2 separate regions of the Homo sapiens genome follow, and region 1 is linked to region 2. The links are chromatin contacts, found by Hi-C or POLR2A ChIA-PET in ENCODE. All regions are on one chromosome and are shown on one strand. Each heading gives the region's core, a stretch centred on a gene start or an enhancer-like site at or near the end of the contact. The rest is flanking DNA. Distances are from core to core; before and after follow the strand shown.

Evidence for each region. Hi-C counts contacts between places; a loop is a spot of excess contacts on that map. ChIA-PET counts read pairs that join two places held with the same protein, here RNA polymerase II (POLR2A). Pooled maps may share reads with other maps.
Region 1: a pooled map shows a loop between it and region 2 (6-fold over the local background). The contact joins two enhancer-like sites. A Hi-C loop is called at or near these places in 1 of 168 maps with a recorded cell type or tissue (OCI-LY7) and 8 of 50 pooled maps. POLR2A ChIA-PET finds 5 or more read pairs at or near these places in 2 of 52 experiments (H1 and WTC11).

What each region holds. Positions count from the first base shown.
Region 1 is chr9:96,007,785-96,011,726 of GRCh38, forward strand. The region is part of intron 18 of ERCC6L2 (ERCC excision repair 6 like 2); the gene reads left to right. Among named protein-coding and RNA genes, the nearest start is that of LINC00092, 12 kb to the right of the region's middle. Within about 2 kb of position 2,092, at least 5 of the 41 ENCODE cell types and tissues checked have a DNase peak (open chromatin) inside an H3K27ac peak, as active enhancers do.
Region 2 is chr9:96,216,431-96,220,246 of GRCh38, forward strand. No RefSeq gene overlaps it. Among named protein-coding and RNA genes, the nearest start is that of HSD17B3-AS1, 28 kb to the right of the region's middle. RefSeq lists an enhancer at 1,579-1,798 and a silencer at 1,809-2,018. Within about 2 kb of position 1,666, at least 19 of the 41 ENCODE cell types and tissues checked have a DNase peak (open chromatin) inside an H3K27ac peak, as active enhancers do.

The DNA of each region.
Region 1 (3,942 bases), core at 842-3,341, 210 kb before region 2:
GAGGCCAGTGGTAATGGATGACAGAAGTGAACAGGGATGGGAGGCATGGTTGGACTGGTCCTGCTGGCTTCTGGGGGCAGTGGGAAATGTCTCTGGGTTCAAAGTACTTCCTGCAGGGGTTTGGCGACTCCCAGGCAGCTGGTTCCTCAGCTGCCCAGGGAAGAGCTGGCCCCGCAGCTCTTTGGAGTGCTGGCGTGGCTGGTTGGAGTATGGCTCTCAGCTCTCTGCAGTTGCAGAGAAAGGTGACCACCTTCCACACTGCCACACAGTGTACCTACCCACAGAACAGATCGGCAACAAGGATTTTTGCAGAGTGTGCCTTTTCACTTTGGGCAAATATTTTGCCAGGAGACTGACCATATACCTTTTTTTCCCTAAGTTTGCATGCGTTCTCTGTTCTCGATCGCCTCCAAGAGCCATGTTGGGACACTGGTTTGTTCTGTTCTGGGCTTCAATGTCAGTGCAACTTTAATATCTTCCCTAGATATATTGTATGCTGCTTATAGTCCTTTTTCATCTTCTTTGCTCACCAGTGCCTTCTTAAAAGGTGGTTTTGAAGCTGCCTCTTCAACCTCATGATCAGTAAGTTTGGAGGGGGACTCCTTTGTTGACTGGTAGTCTCTGAGTGAATTATCTAGCTTTCTTTTCCATGTATTTGTGACCTTACAGAGATTAGGGAACTTTGCAGGTGTTAATTCTTTGTGCCCTCTGAGTCAGAAGACTAAGAAATGGAAGTTCTTCCCCATGTTTCTCAATGAGTCGTCCTTCAATGCTCATGAATTTCATTATGTCACAACCTGCACCAGGGAGCAGTGAGGCATGATTGAATCCTTCCTCAATGAAACTTCACATTATAACATATGAGGTCATTTCAGAAAAGGTTGTGATGAGCTTAAACTGACTTATGAAGGCACACCCAGTGACCCCAAGGTTAGGGTCGGTACCAAGTTGAAAGAGTAATCGTGTTATCTTGATGTCAAGACCCTTGCTAGCTAGTCATGCTGCGGCTTCGTTGAAGTCACATGCTGGGTTGAGTTTGACAGAGGTTGTGGTGCCTCCTGGCTTGACAGCTGAGAGTAGAGCACTGAATCTTTTGTTTATCTGCTGCATCAGGTTACAGCTGGGTTTGCACACAGCATTATAGATAAGCGAGAAAGCAGCCTTCACAGCCTTGCACTTGGTGGTAACATTACCCATTTTTCCAGTCAGGTATGCACCATGGTGCTATTTTTATTTTGCCTTTCTCTCCAACAATTGATCTGTCCAGCCTGATGAAATCCTTCAGCTCCGGCACCAGATCAGATGTTGCAATCAGCATTGTGAAAGTGACTGATACAGCACCTGCTGTGGTCGGGGAGTTTGCTTTTGGAATGGACACAATGCTGTACAGCATGCTGCATACGCATCTTGAGCCGTGGGCAGAGCGATGACAGACTCGTCAGCTTCGTTGAGTTCTAGTGGCATGTTCAAGTGTTTCAATCACTATGTGCCTTATTGGCTTTGGTTACCAATTAGGGATGTAGAAGTAAAACTGTCCAACCATGTACATTTTACCACCCTCTTTTCCATTAACTGTCCTAGTCAATCAGAATCAAGACTGCACCTCCCTCTACTGCAGTCACATGATCATCTGAATGAAGTGTTCAGTCCTCCTCTCCTTCCGGAAGCTTAGGCAGACAGAAGATGAATTTAGGTGTGTTCCACCTCCCTTCCTCCAGAAAGAGAGAGGATTTTGAATTGTATCCATGATACATAACTGCTTTTGATACACTTGCTGAAAGATACATATCTTTGGTTTCTTTTTTTCCCCCTTTCCCTAAGTGGGTTATGGAAGTCTACTCTAGTTAACTAACTTTTCTTCACAAACTGGCTGGCTTATGCCCCCTGTTTGTACCCTGCAGTTCCTTAAATTCTTAGAGAAAATTCTGAAGGCCCAGAATTAGGAAAGCCAGTTAAAAGGCAGAAATAAAGTGAATGATAATTATAGCTTATCCTGTAAGCAGCAACCATGTGGCATAGTGTACTTGCAGACTACTCAGATAAAATGAGGTTAGAAGCAGCTCTCCTCCCAGAGGTGACAGCTCACAGGGTCACGGGTGAGGTCGTGGTTTCAGCACAGCAGAGGTGAAGTTACTTTGGCAGTTGCTGAGACACCACCAAGCCTTGGATAAATAAAAGACATCAGCTTGTAACCTTGCCAATCACTTAATCTTTACAAACACAAATATTTAATAGAAGGGCCATGAAAATGGATTTGAAGATGAAAAATAGACAGAATAATATCTCATTACTTCATGTGAAGTGAAAACTGGAACCTCTTAAGAACATGCTTGTTACTTTCCAACAAGAACATTGGCAATTTCCAGGACAGAAAGTTGGAGTCATGTGTATGTGTTACTAAATATTCTGTTGGAGATGAAAGTGGCTGTTGATCAAGCATGTATAGTATCTGGATTTCGGGAAGTTAACAAGACAGTGTAGTGAGGACTAGAAGCCACAGGCCCATCTGAAGCCACAAAAGAAAGTTGTGAGTGTGCTTTATGGTCTGCCCCTAAAAGCAAAGGAAACACAAACTATGTAACCTGGTCTACGTGGCAGAAAGAAAAGTGGCATTGAAGCTCCTACTAACATACATTAAAAGTAATTTTTTTAATGCTAAGGATTCTCTGTTTTGCATAGGATAAAATTCAAACTTCTAAACTTGGCCTACGGACCCCCTATGATTTTTAGCCTCTTCCTTGCAGTTTCTCCTGCCCCTCTGTGAACCAGGTCATCTTGGACCTGAGCCTGTACATGCACCCTCTCCCCCTGGGAGACTTCCTCACTCATCATTACCTGACTGACTTGTCAGGAAGAGACACCCTTTCTATCCACCTTGCCTACCACCAATCACTGACCTAGGTTCCCTTTCTATGAATGCCAGTAGTGCCCCATATTTACCTCATGGTAAATTTACATTATGGGTTTATCACTCTATTCTACTTTGATTTTCATGCATTTGTCTAGCCCAAGTAAACTGTAAACTCCTTGAAGATAGGAAACGGAGTCTTATTTGCTGTTATATAGTTCCTGCTATAGTGCTTAGCACATAACAGGCTCTATAAATATTTGTTAAGTGAATAAATAAATGAATGTTTTAAGGAACTATGGTGTAAAATATAATTTCTAAAACTTTAGGACTTTTAATCAAGTGCTGCTGCACTCACTATCTATGACTTTTGTTCAAAGGAGTATTTATAAACATTGAGCTGTTCTATCTCATGGCCCAAACTCATCATCAGCAAAGCAATACCCATTGTCTTAGTCTGCTTGGATTGCCATAACAAAATACTATAGACTGGGTGGCTTAAACAACAGAAATTCGTGTCCACAGTTCTGGAGGCTGGATGGCCAACAACAAGAAGTTAGCTGATTCAGTTTCTGGTGAGGGCCCTCTTCCTGGCTGGCAGGTGGCCACCATCTCCCTGTATCCTTACATGGCAGAGAGGAAGAGACAGAAGAGAAAGAAACTGTGTGGGTTCTCTGGCATCTCTTCTAAGGACACTAATCCTGTTGGATCAGGGTCCCACCCGTATGACTTCATTTAACCTTAATTACCTCCTGAAGGCTCTAACTCCAAATACTGTTACGTCCTGGGTTAGGGGGCTTCTGCATGATTTGGGGGAGGGGCACAGTTTAGTCCATGGCACCCTCATTTAGGGAAAGGAGCAGGGCTCATTGCCCAGGTCCCTAAATCTTTCTGCCTCTATCTTACCAAGGTTCTTGAAGGCCCATTTCCTCATACATGCATACAACAGCTTTTATTAGTATCTTACACTAAGAATACAACACATTTCTTCTAATAGCATCTCACTCCTTAGCTTAGGTGTCCATGCCAACTGGGGAAAAAATAGTCTAGGTTTATCAGTTTAGAACTTTCCTTTGGGCTCATCAAAAAGTCTT
Region 2 (3,816 bases), core at 416-2,915:
CCAGAGGAATGGGACAGGGGATGGGAGAGGTCGCGTGAGGCTTATCAGCCACAGGAACACGTCCTTCCAGCAGGGTTAGAGGATCCCAAAGAGAGCAGAGACTCCAGGGAAAAGAAGAAGAGCACGGAGTCAGCATGGAGACAGTGCTTATCTGCAGGCGGGGAGCCAGGAGGGATTCTTTGCCCTTCTTGACTATACTTTTCAAATTCTCTAAAATGTTTCAGAAATAAGATAATCACAAAGTCTGCAAGTATCCCCCCACAAGGTATAATCACTTTACAGTGGAGAACACAGCAGACATCACCTAACCAAGTGATAAAGGTGACATCTCCAGGAACGGCTGCTCCCTGGCAGAGGCAGGGGTGGGGGGTGCACCAGGAAGAACCCAGCACCGCCCCTGGGATTCCGAACAGTCTGATCCTGAGGGAACGTCAGACAAGCCCAAGTTCAGGGACTTCCTACAAGATAACTGGTCCATATGCTCAAAAATTGTCCAAGTCATGAAAAAATGAAGAAAATCTGAGAAAGTGTTCCAGATTAGAGGAGACTAAAGAGACGCAATAACTAACCCAAGGTGTGATTCAGCAAAGGCCCATTCATGGGCCTCGGGGAAATATGATGAGGGTCTGTGGAGGATAACACAACTATATCAATGTTAATTTCCTGATTCAGTCACAAGCCTGTGGTTATTTTGAGGGGAAATATAAACCAAGGCATTTATAGGGCATCAATGTGGGTGAAGGGTGCATGTGAACTCTTTGCATAATTTTTAAACTGCTTTTAGAAGCTTCAAATTATTTCAAAATAAAAAGTTAGAAAAGAAAAATGGCCATTAACTTTATAATCAGAAAAAAAAATGTTTTAGGACAAAAATATGTCTCTGGTCATAGCCTGTGCTGTGAATCCATGGAGTAGATTCTTGCTGTCAGCAAAGTTCCCAACAGCTGGAGAAGAACAAGGAACAAAAGCCGAGCTGCCCTCCTGAGCTCCCAGGGTCCCAGACACAAAGCTGGCCTCTCAGGCTTTACTGAAAGATAAGTGCTGATAAGGCCTGCGGGTCATCTTCGTCTACGCGGGCCCCCCAGCTCGCTGAGAGGGGCCCGCCCTTCCAGAGCTCAGCCAGACATAAGCCAGAGCAGAGCGTGTTTCTTTTCAGCTGAAAGCTGCAGCTGGTGCATCCACCCTGGGTATGAGCAGACTCGCAGCAGGGTGCCCACCAGAGTGGGGACCTGCAGATGCCCCTGCCCAGAGACGCCGGGAGGCCACAGCCCAGGTCTTCCGGATGGAGACAGAACTTCAGCATTCCGTTTGGATCAGTCCAGAAGAAAAAAAAAAAAAAAAAAAAAAAACAAGCAAAATCTCACTATCACTGCTACTAAAACAAGATAAGCTACAAAAACAACTAATGCAACTACTGGCTTACACCCAAGTCTCACCAAGTTCCCCATAATAACCAAATTCCCCGTAAGAACGGCCACAAGGGTGACCACACTGACTAGTTGTCCTAGCCTGGTTGACCACACTGACTAGTTGTCCCAGCGAAGTGTTGCTGGAAACATTGTCAAGGTAAGGTTTGTGCCTGGTCCCTCTTGAGGCCAGGGCTGGAGGTGGGCCCCTCCGTGCGAGCTGGCCGACTGGCAGACCTGGTTGCATCTGGGCAAAAAAAGGCCATCATCGCCATAGATGCTGGAAGCTGCTCTCTCGCCCACTTTAACTGTGGGGGCCTCGGCCCCCCGTTTTTTAACTACTGGAAGACGTAGCCCTGAGTCCAACCTCTTCCACGCCTGGCGACGCTGCTAAGAACGCGGAGCAGGGCTGGAGGGCTCAGCGCCGGCGGGCTCAGCGCCGGTGGGGGCAGGGCGCGGGTCCGGGAGCGGGCGCGGAGGCACGGAGCCACACTGCCCCCTGGCGGCCATCCCCTGCCCCGCCGGCACCGCCTCCGTGAGGCGGAAGGTTGAATGTCACCACTGCGTTGCTGAATTCCGGCTCAAGATTATTAGTGCGGGGGCATCGGGTCCATCCAGGGGAGGAGAACGTTCCTAATGCGGAGTCACAAGCCCTACCTTTAAGGTCTGGCTCTGGAACTCTGGGCAAGTTGCTTAAATTCTCTGTTCTCAGCTGCGAAAGGAGGAAAATAATTAAAGCCTGTGTTGTAAAGACCTCACTAGGCAATGTGTGCTCTACAGGCTTTCCCTGCCCCTGACGCAAAGACACACGCACAGAAAGCAAGATCATGAGGGATAGATTTTTTTTTTTTTTTTTGACAGAGTCTCGCTCTGTCGCCAGGCTGGAGTGCAGTGGCTCGATCTTGGCTCACTGCAACCTCCACCTCCTGGGTTCAAGCGGGTCTCCTGCCTCAGCCTCCCGAGTAGCTGGGACTACAGGCGCTCACCACCACGCCTGGCTAATTTTTGTATTTTTAATAGAGATGAGGTTTCACCATGTTGGCCGGGCTGGTCTCGATTTCTTGACCTCGTGATCCTCCCGCTTCGGCCTCCCAAAGTGGTTGGATAGGCTTCAGCCACCACGCCCGACCGAGGGTTAGATTTTAACCCAAACACTGTCCCTTCTAATGTTCTCCGCTGCCGCCCAGTGCAGCTCCCAACGCTGACCCGGGTTTCTGGGGTGGAAGCAGCAGAGGCGCCCCCACCCCCACTCCCGCGCTCCACCGAGCCGGAGGGCAGCCCAGGGGCAGCAGCCCCACAGTGGGGCCTGAACAGCGTCCGCGGACCCGACCCGCGCTGCGGCCGCGCTGCCCCGCTCCTCTGGGCGCCTCCCCGAGGGCCTCGCTCGTCTGACCCGCAGTACTCTCCGCCCTGCTCCTCGTGCCTTTGGTGGGCGCGTGGCTTCCGGCCTGCGGAGGCTGTGCCTCCTCGCCAAGGAGCCGTTCACAGCCGCGCGTTCGAAAACCCAGCCGCCGGCCGCGCGTCCTGGAGAAGGGGCACGGTCAACTCGCACGCCCTAAGGGCCGGGCCACCGGGGTCACTGCCCGGCCTGCGGGGGCCGTGCCTGGGGCGTAGGAGCAGCGCTCCTCCGCAGGCGCTATGCATGCCTGCGCCCTCCTGCAGGATGGGCCACGAGCCCAACTGCCAGGCGATCGGCCGAGACCCAGAAGGGTGAGAGGGGGAAGCCGCACCCTCTTCGTGGGTGCGATGCTGTGAACGTCTTCCTTCAAGGAAAGAGCTGCTTCTGGATTTTCCTTGAACTCCAGGAGGTGCTAAGAAAGCTTCGTGACTGTGGCAGATGCGGCTCAGCGGCCCCTCCCAACCCGCCCGCGCCAGTTGGGAAAGTGACTCCCCCGCTCCCCGCCAGTTGGGAAAGTGACTCCTTCCTGTGGGCAGAAGGCAGCGGACCTGGAGGGAGCCCTCGGGCTCTGAGAGTCACGCGGGGGGCGGCCTGCTCTCCCGCGCCCCCTAGCGGAGCATCGGCTCACACGCACCTGAGAGGTCGGAAGAGGCGGGCGCTTCTCTGCCTCCCCCACCCAGGCCCCTTGCAGTTTGTATGCCCTCACCCTGGATAAAAGATTTTGGTTCAACTAGAACTATCTTTTCTAGATCTCATTCCTTTATAACTTTTTTGCTCACAGGAAAAAAACAGGATTATAAAGCCTCTGGAATACGGTCACAGTCGCCAGACTGGGCCCTAGGAGGGCTGAGTTCCTCATTCATTGTTGGTAGAAATATAAAATGGTATGACCCCCTTCCTTTGGAAAATAGTTTGGAGTTTCATAAAATTTTAAACATACACCTGTCATCTGACCCAGCCATTCTACTCCTAGGTATTTACTCAAGAAAAACAAAAACATCTGTCTATACA